Regions from separate parts of the Homo sapiens genome. Here region 1 is linked to region 2. A link is a loop called in an ENCODE intact Hi-C map of the cell type or tissue named here. Cell type or tissue: MCF 10A. All regions are shown on one strand. Links, peaks and the distances in the headings refer to the core of each region. The heading gives the core; the rest is flanking DNA.

What was found. Peaks named below come from ENCODE experiments on the same cell type or tissue, not always from the same donor. Only the 100,000 strongest peaks of a DNase experiment are listed, where the experiment ranks them.
Region 1: it touches region 2 in a loop (10-fold over the local background); 17 of 110 quality-filtered maps call a loop at or near these places.

What each region holds. Positions count from the first base shown.
Region 1 is chr1:61,208,251-61,212,643 of GRCh38, reverse strand. All of the region lies in intron 2 of NFIA (nuclear factor I A), which reads right to left. Among named protein-coding and RNA genes, the nearest start is that of NFIA-AS1, 43 kb to the left of the region's middle. In MCF 10A, for the core only: a CTCF peak has its summit at 1,819 (motif pointing right); no DNase peak of the experiment used is centred there.
Region 2 is chr1:61,047,561-61,051,953 of GRCh38, reverse strand. No RefSeq gene overlaps it. Among named protein-coding and RNA genes, the nearest start is that of NFIA, 33 kb to the left of the region's middle. In MCF 10A, for the core only: a CTCF peak has its summit at 1,878 (motif pointing left); a DNase peak (open chromatin) is centred at 1,893.

The DNA.
Region 1 (4,393 bases), core at 155-4,154, 160 kb before region 2:
AGGACAACTGCAATGTATAAAATGAAATTGTTAGTAAAAACGATGTTTTACAGCCTCTTTTTAATGTTATAGAAAATGAGCTTCTTTAAAATTCACAAGCAGATGTTTAGTAGATGATAGAAAACTTTATAAATTTTATTCATTAATTCAATTATTCAAAAAGCTTTAAGAAGTCCTTACCACATTATCTGCTGGACATAAAGATGAAGACAATTCATGGCTCACAGACCATACTGCATAATAAACTAGAATTCAAAACTCATGCTTTCTAAAATCTAAAATATCCTTATAGATTAATATTACACTGTCCTTGGAGTAAATGTAATTTATTTGTTAATTGTCTAGAAAAATAAGCTTTAGTGTGTCTCAAAGGTGACATCTTAGAAAATTTTCAGTGGAGTAAAGGTGAAATGTTAGCACAGATGGAATCTGTCTTTGATGTTCTGCCCCACCTGTGCCCTTAAGCACTGAAAGTTCCTTGCTTGCTTATCCCTCTTTTAAAAGCAGGCCCCTATGCTATCACCCCTACTTAAAAATCCACAAACAACCCCTTTCTGCTGCAACTACAAATCCAACAACCCAATTTGCTAATTTAAATCCACACCCTAAGCGCATAAGACTCATGAAGACTAAAACTTCTAAAGGAGTTTTCTCACATTTGAAAAATAGCAACCAATCCCAGCACTTTGGGAGGCCAGGCGGGCAGATGGTTTGAGTTCACAAGTTCGAGACCAGCCTGGGCAACATGGCAAAACCCAGTGTCTACAAAAAATACAAAAATTATCCAGGTGTGGTGGTGCATGCCTGTAGTCCCAGCTACTTGGGGGCTGAGGTGCAAGGATGGCTCGAGCCCATGAGGCAGAGGTTGCAGTGAGCCAAGACTGCACCACTGAACTCCAGCCTGGGTGACAGAGCCAGACTTTGTCTCGAAAAAAATAAAAATGAAAAGAAAAATAGCACCCTTCTCTACAAGTCTCTAATTGACGGAATATGTGGGAGAAAACATGTTTAATTGGGTGTAATATTTCCTGGTGTCTCTTATTTGCTCTAGACATCTATGAGAAGTTATTTAAGTTCTCTGAAAATTGACTTTCTTCATCTATAAAACGGCAATGATAAAAATATAAGACTTAAAAGGTTGTTGAGACAATTAAATGAGATAATCCATGAAAGCATTTAGCTTGGTATCTTTTTAAAAAATAAGCTGTTACTATTTATCATCATCATTACTACTTAAATATTATCATTACTAATAAATTGTAATTTGTAATTCATTTCTGAACTGTGACCAACTGCTGACTCAAAAAAGGAAGACAAGGAACCAGAATCTTCTAAATATTATTAAGGCTTCATAAGGTCTCAATGACTGAGAAACATAACTTCTGGTACTGTAATTTTCCCAATAAAAACTGGGTACTGTTTGTTTTTTGAGTTAATATATGCGATTCAGGGCAAAGCCCCTAGAATGTAGCCATTATGGAGGCAGCAGTCATCACAATGTCTTCAGGCTTTTGAAATGACACAGTTCACTCAACCAGAAAAGGTTATACTAAGATACCCATAAGCCACGAAAGTGTACAAACTTCCTTCCTAATACAGCATACTCCTTGCAATCTATTTTCTTACTTGAAATTTATTGCTATAAATACAGAGCATGAAAAATGTGAAATGATGCCAGTTCAGCCATCACATTGGCCCTGATCCTTTGCTAAATTTATGCATTTCTCTAGTTTTCTAAATGCCAAAGAGCTAGGCAAACTAGAAGAATATTACGCTCTTCTCTTCAGTAAAGAAGTCCACCTGAGTGTTGCCTGTAGATGGAGCCAAGAGAGCCAAGGAAAGGGGATAAAAATGCTCACTTTACAGATGAGACTGGCAGGTTTGAGGTGTCCAGTGAGGTAGGATTACAATGAAATCATCCCTCTCTACAAGTGATCTGTGGAAGTCTTGCACACTTCCCAATGTCATATCCATTCTTCCAGTCTTTGTCCAATAATGGATAAATTTAACAGAACAAGGTATGACTCAGCATGAGAACTGTCAGAGATGCATGGGCCATCCCAGAAAGCATTTATAAGGAAAGATCTAACTCAACAGAAAATAGTCTTTCAGGATTCAGGACTGTGATAGATGCCACGAAAATTTGTACATGCTTAAGGATCTTACATCCTCTCATATTTAAGTCTCCTTCTCCATATGTGATAATAATTTAAGCCCTTAGGAGAAATGTTCTGGGGGAAAAAAGTACATTAAAGCCTGAATTTATTCAAAGAAATGGTTTTTGTGTTTTTTTAATTTTTCTGAAAACAGGAATACCATAACACAGCAAAATTGGGTTGTTTCATCACCTTTGCTACCTATCACAGGGGCAATGTGAAGATTTCTTTTGAGCTTACCAACCTTCCTTTTGCAATCTTATTCCACTTGAGGAAAACCACATTGCCTGCTGCAGAAATGAGACAGCCCTGAGCTAAGGAACCCAAAGGTATTATACCCTTCCCCGTGATTCTGTCATCCCAGTTTTTATGTCTATACACTTTGCCTGGCTACCATCAGTTTCTATCCTACAACACCTGGGCTCAGCATGAGAAGATCTTTTAGGATATATCTGTATTCATAATCATAAATAGCTAGCATAAAGCTCTGTACTAACAGAAAAAGGCTGGAAGGAAGTATACCAAGATGTTAATGTTAATTATTTTTGGACAGTGAAACTGTACCTGACTTCTCTTCCATTTTTCTGTATTTTCCAAACTATAATAATCCCATATTACTTTTTAATTTTTTTTTTGAGACAGAGTCTTGCTCTGTTGCCCAGGCTGGAGTGCAGTGGCCGCAATCTCTGCTTACTGTAACTTCCATCTCCTGGGTTCAAGTGATTCTCCTGCCTCACCCTTCCGAGTAGCTGGAACTACAGGCACACACCACCATTCCTGGCTAATTTGTTGTTGTTGTTGTTGTTGTTGTTGTTGTTGTATTTTTCATAGAGATGGGGTATCACCATGTTGGCCAGATTGGTCTCAAACTCCTGACCTCAGGTGATCCACCCGCCTCAGCCTCCCAAAGTGCTGGGATTACAGGTATCAGGTATGAGCCACTGTGCCTGGCCTCGTATTACTTTTTATAATTAAAAAACTTTAAAAATAAAGATGTTTGTTTATTTTGGGCCTATCTGCATACTGTGATGTGTACCTTGAGAGCTGTATGATCCCTGCCCTCACAGAGATTATATGGAAAAATAAATTTTAAAAGAACACAAAATAAATAAATAATAACAAAACCATTTAGGGGAAGGGAAACCTGTTTAACCCTAGCTGGCTATTGATGGCTTCCAGAAGAGCAAATCTGTATACACACGACGGCTTTTTACACAATGAACAGGTTGCATTTCTCTAAGGCAAAATATATAAATCTGATAGATAATGGAGTTCTCTCAAGTATTACTTTTCCTCTGAAAAAACCCATTTCCATTTAATACCACTGGAATACAAAAGACCAATATCTGACAGGGGAAAAAAAAAACAAAACTCTTGTGTTTTTTAGTTTCCAGGTTTCCTTAATACAGCAGTTCTTTTGGGTCCTTTGCCCAGGGCTACTCCAGTACAGCAGGAAATTCATCCTCCTCCCAGGCAGCGCTGGGAATGACTCCTCTACTCTGGTCCCCTAATTAAAGGGGCTGTTACTGTTAAGAGCTTCATTCAGTACTTTCTCCTAAATGTGTCATAAAACAAGTATCTTTGACTGCCCACTACTTAATCATCAAGAAACCAATCACGTCTGAGCCCTTTTTAACATCTTCCATCTTAGACTCCAGACATGTTTATTAAAAGTTTAAAGCTTTATTATTTTCAATAATAAAGCTTAAGACATATCATATTTTGTGAAAATTAACAGTAGGAAGAAATGCCAGGACAACCTTGTTAATACAAGAATAATAGCAAGCCACTACGTATAAGGTTCATAAGCAATGTCTTATTTAACCCTTATAACAATCCTATGATAGACTTCTATTATTCCTATTGTACAGACAGCAAACTGGATCTCAGAAAGATTAAGTAGTTTGTCTAAGGTCACAACACACAGTTTCAAACTCAGGTCTTCCTGACTCCAAAGACAGGGCTTCTAATATGTCAAACTGCTTCCCTTTGAATTTAGAAATAAAGGATGGGAAAGAGAATTTGAGTCTTTTCAAGACTAAAAGCCAAAACAAACATACAGATAGAAAAGCTACCAGAGTAGTCTTTTCCTCTTCATGCTCTTAAAACACTACATATTTCCCTTCCTCTTCTGAGCTCACTCTGCCTGGCATGGACCATACTTTTCCAAACTAGCTGCTCTCAGAAGGAATATGGCAGAAAAAATGATAAAACTGGGCAGACTTGCTTGCAATAAG
Region 2 (4,393 bases), core at 263-4,262:
CGCCAATATTCCAGTTAGAGTTAACGCTACCAGAAATATGCAGTGCTTTAGGATTCCAACTTGGGACTCGTTGAAGACCAGAATGTTACAGTCAATCTCGCCTTTCTCTTTTTGTTTCCAACACCCTACTTTCCCTTCAGTCTCTTTCCTCTTCGGTGTTCTCTACCTCTTGAAATATAAAAGTTTAATAAAAACACCACCCTATTTTATTTTTTAAAATAAAAGTTGACACTAAATTTGAGAGCTAGTGTTGCAACTAAGCTCTTCGGAAGTTTACCCATCTGTTCCCCAAACCTTTGATGCCTGTAATGTCAACCACGATTGCTTCTTAAAATTCACTAAAAGAAGTCTTTCAGTAACTTTGAAAAAGTGTAATAAATGCTAATGGGGGGGAGGGAACTCCCAACTCTGATGGATTTTACCTTCTCGGATCAAGGAGCAGGACTCCAAGCAAAAGAATAAACTTTATGTAGTTTATTTTTAAACTATTCTATTTTCAGTAGCGATTTCTCTTCCTTAGCTAAATTACTCAGCTTTGCTCAATTCCACTTTTACCTTTCCCCACACGTCCTCACTGACTCAGCAATTGTCACCGAGTGAGACCCTAGGTAGTGGGAAGGAGGCCCCCACAGATATGCTCCCCGGCTAAAGCGCTCGATTGAAGATCTGAGAAAATATCTTCAGAAACTACAAATGGAGCAAATCATTTACCTAATTCACTCAAGAGCTTCCACGGGAAGGACTCTGGAGGATGAGTGTCCTCCTAATGCGGTGCTAATGAAAAGCCCCTTAGCCGGCTCTCCGGCCGAGCGCCGGACCGCGTCTGCTCGGCGTCTACGGCGGAGCGACCCTGGTTGGCGGCGGCCGCGCATTCCCCCCCCCACCTGCCCGAGGTGGCACGGCGGCCGCAGCGACTCCGGACGCCGCCGGGGCCACTCTCCGGAGCGCCGCCCTGCGACCCCGGACGCCCCCTCCCTGCCCCCACCCACCGGCGCGGGTCTTCCTCCCGCTCTTCCTCCTCCTCACCCTCCCCGGGGCTCTGTGTGGGGGGCTAGGAGGTGACTGGGGACGCTTCCTCGGTCGCGACTCCCGGTTCTCCGCGGCCTCCCGCCCGGGGGGGTTGGGGTTAAAATCTGGGAGTTCAGCTCTGCGGCGAAATCTCGGGTTCCCAGGGAGGGGCCGGAGGGAAGGAAGACCCCGCCGGGAGCGCGCCGGCCAGAGCCGCCCCCGCCCCGCGCGGCCGCTGTCCCGTGGGGAGGATGAAAGCGCAGGGCCCGGGCGGGGCCGCGGCGGCTCCAAGGGGCGGCGAGTGCGGGGCGGGGACTGCGGCGCTCGCGGTGACCGGGCCCCCCTTCCCAAGCCGCAGCTCCTGGCCCTGCAGGTGCACCCCCAGCCCCCTTTTAGGCCCCTCCGTGGAAACCGCCTTCCGGCCCAAGTTCTATCCTTTGAGGCTTTGAACCAGGCCTTTCAGAAGTTTTTAAAGCTGCCCCGCCCCGCCGGCACTCACGGGGGTCACAGTCCCCCATCCCTCCACCTCCGCTACAGCTGCCGGCGAAGCGGGTGCCGGGAGGAAGCGGAGTGGGGGCCAGCGGGCCGGCCCGAGGGTCGGGGACCGAAGCGCCGCCCCGGAGCGCCAAGCTCGGCCCCAGCGCTTGGAGATCGCGCCGCGTAGCCCGACCTCGGAGGAAGCGCGGGCCCGCCAGCCCCTGGAGAGGGGAGGGCAGGGGGGCTGGGAGAGGAAGAGCGCGCGGGGAGGGGGGCATGTCCCCATCACCGAGGTTCCTGCGCTCAGTTCAAGCCAGGGGACAACTTAAATTGGCCTTCAGGGGAGGCAGCTGGTGACCCGTGTCCTCGCCCTCCAAATTCCCCTGAGCGAAGCAGGGCGCCACCTACAGGCGAGCTCTAGATAGCAGGCAGGAGAAAGACGCGCCTGCAAAGTAATGTGGCCCCGTCCCAGCAAGCCTAGCAAGGCCTGTTGTGTCCACAGCCTCCTCTCAGCTGCCTGAGCCTGTACCGAGTTATAGGTCCGTTGGCAACAGCAAGAGCCCTGAGGGCACTCAGCGTGTGCTTTTGGGGAGTGGAGAACTGGGTGTTAATTTCAGGAATTGGGGGATTCCAGTATCAAAGAAGTAGCAGCTCTGATTGGACAGGCAGGTTGCACCCTGACAATTTTGGCTGCACTTTGACTCCAGTATCTCGACTCCAGGCTATTTTCATGGGATGCACTACGTTTCCTTGAGAATAGCTGTGTAACCTTGGGCAAGTTACTTTATCTCCCTGAGTCTCTGTTTCCTCATCCCTCAAAAGAGGGAATAGTGGTACCTGTCTGATAGAGTCATTGTGAGAATTTAATGAGATGATGTAGGTAAGAAGCTGTAGGTGCCTTCTAAGGAATTTTCACCTATTTCTTTTTTAAAAATAGTTTTTAATTATTTATTTATTTATTTTGAGTCGGAATCTCTCTCTGTTTCCCAGGCTGGAGTGCAATAGCGCGGTCACGGCTCACTGCAACCTCTGCCTCCCTGGCTCAAACAATTCTCCTGCCTCAGCCTCCTGAGTAGCTGGAACTACAGACACGCGCCACCATGCCCGACTAATTTTTTGTATTTTTTAGTAGAGACAGCGTTTCACCATGTTGGCCAGGCTGGTCTCAATCTCCTGATCTCAGGTGATCTGCCCGCCTCGACCTCCCAAAGTGCTTGGATTACTGGGATTACAGGCCTGAGCCACCGCACCCAGCCAACTTTCACCTATTTCTAATGTGAAAACCCATCTTTTATTCTAAGAAATCTAACTTGTAAGACTGTTTAGCTTCTTTCTGTTCCTTGAAGATTAGGGCCTTAGAGGAAGTGGGAGAGAGCTAAGAGGTTTCAGTGTTTGAGTAGGAAACAGGATGGGTTATGGGGAGTTTTGATAACTAGCTTATCTCCTCATAGACAACGGCTGTAGGCCGGGTGCTGTGGCTCACATCTGTAATCCCAGCTCTTTGGGAGGCCGAGGTGGGCGGATCACCCGAGGTCAGGAGTTCGAGACCAGCCTGGCCAACATGGCGAAACCCCATCTCTAATAAAAATATAAAAATTACTTGGGCGTGGTGGTACATCTGTAATCCCAGCTTCTCAGTAGTCAAGCAGGAGAATCACTTGAACCTGGGAGGTGGAGGCTGCAGTGAGCCGAGATCACACCACTGCGCTCCAGCCTGGGCAACAGAGTGAGACTCTGTCTCAGAGAAAAAAAAAAAAAAAAAAAAGACAATGGCTATGTGGTGGCTCAAGCCTGTAATCCCAGTGTTTGGGAGGTGCGCGGGTCACTTGAGCCCAGAGGCTGGAGACCAGCCTGAGCAACACAGAGAAACCCATTTCTACAAAAAAAAAAAAAAAAAAAAAAAAAAAAAAGCTGGGCGTGGTGGCCCATGCCTGTAATCCTAACTACTTCGACAGCCAAGATGGAAGGATGGCTTGAGCCTGGGAGGCTGAGGTTGCATTGAGCTGAAATGGCACCACTGCACTCCGGTCTGGGTGACAAGCTAGAACTGTCTCAGAAACAACAACAAAACGAACCAAAAAAACCAAACAACATCTTATATTTGTGGATGACTTACTATTACTATTTACTATTTTTATTATCATTTGCCTCTATTAAATGATTTAATTATCATTTTCACAATCTCATATGGTATACATTATCCCTATTTATTTATTTATTTATTTAAAGACAGGGTCTCTCTCTGTCACCCAGGCTGGGGTGCAGTGGCACAATCATAGCTCACTGCAGCCTCAAACTCCTGGGCTCAAGGGATCCTCCTGCTTTGGCCTCCCAAAGTGCTGGGATTATGAGCATGAGCCATTGCGTCTGGCCCATTATCCCAATTTTAAAGATGAGGAAACAAAGACATGGGGATGCAAGCCATAGTTGCTGTATTTTTTCTGCTTTTAAAAATATTTTTTGGCAGGTCACAGTGGCTCACGCCTGTAATCCCAGCACTTTGGGAGGCCAAGGCAGGTGGATCACCTGAGGTCAGGAGTTCGAGACCTGTCTGGCCAAAACAGGGTGAAACCCTGTCTCTACTAAAATACGAAAATTAGCAATTAGCTGGGTGTGGTGGTGGGCACTGTAATCTCAGCTACTTGGGAGGCTGAGGCAGGAGAATTGCTTGAACCCAGGAGGTGGAGGTTGCAGTGAGCTGACATTACAGCACTGCACTCCAGCCTCGGCGACAGAGCCAGATTCTGTCTCAAAAAAAAAAAAAAATTTTTTTTTTTTTACTCTAGGAGCCCTAGATCTGTATTTCACTATATTTCAGAATCTACCTTTTTTTTTTTCTTTTAGAGTTGTGATCCTGCTATGTTGCCCAGGCTGGAGTGTAGTGGCTGTTCACCGATACGGTGATAGC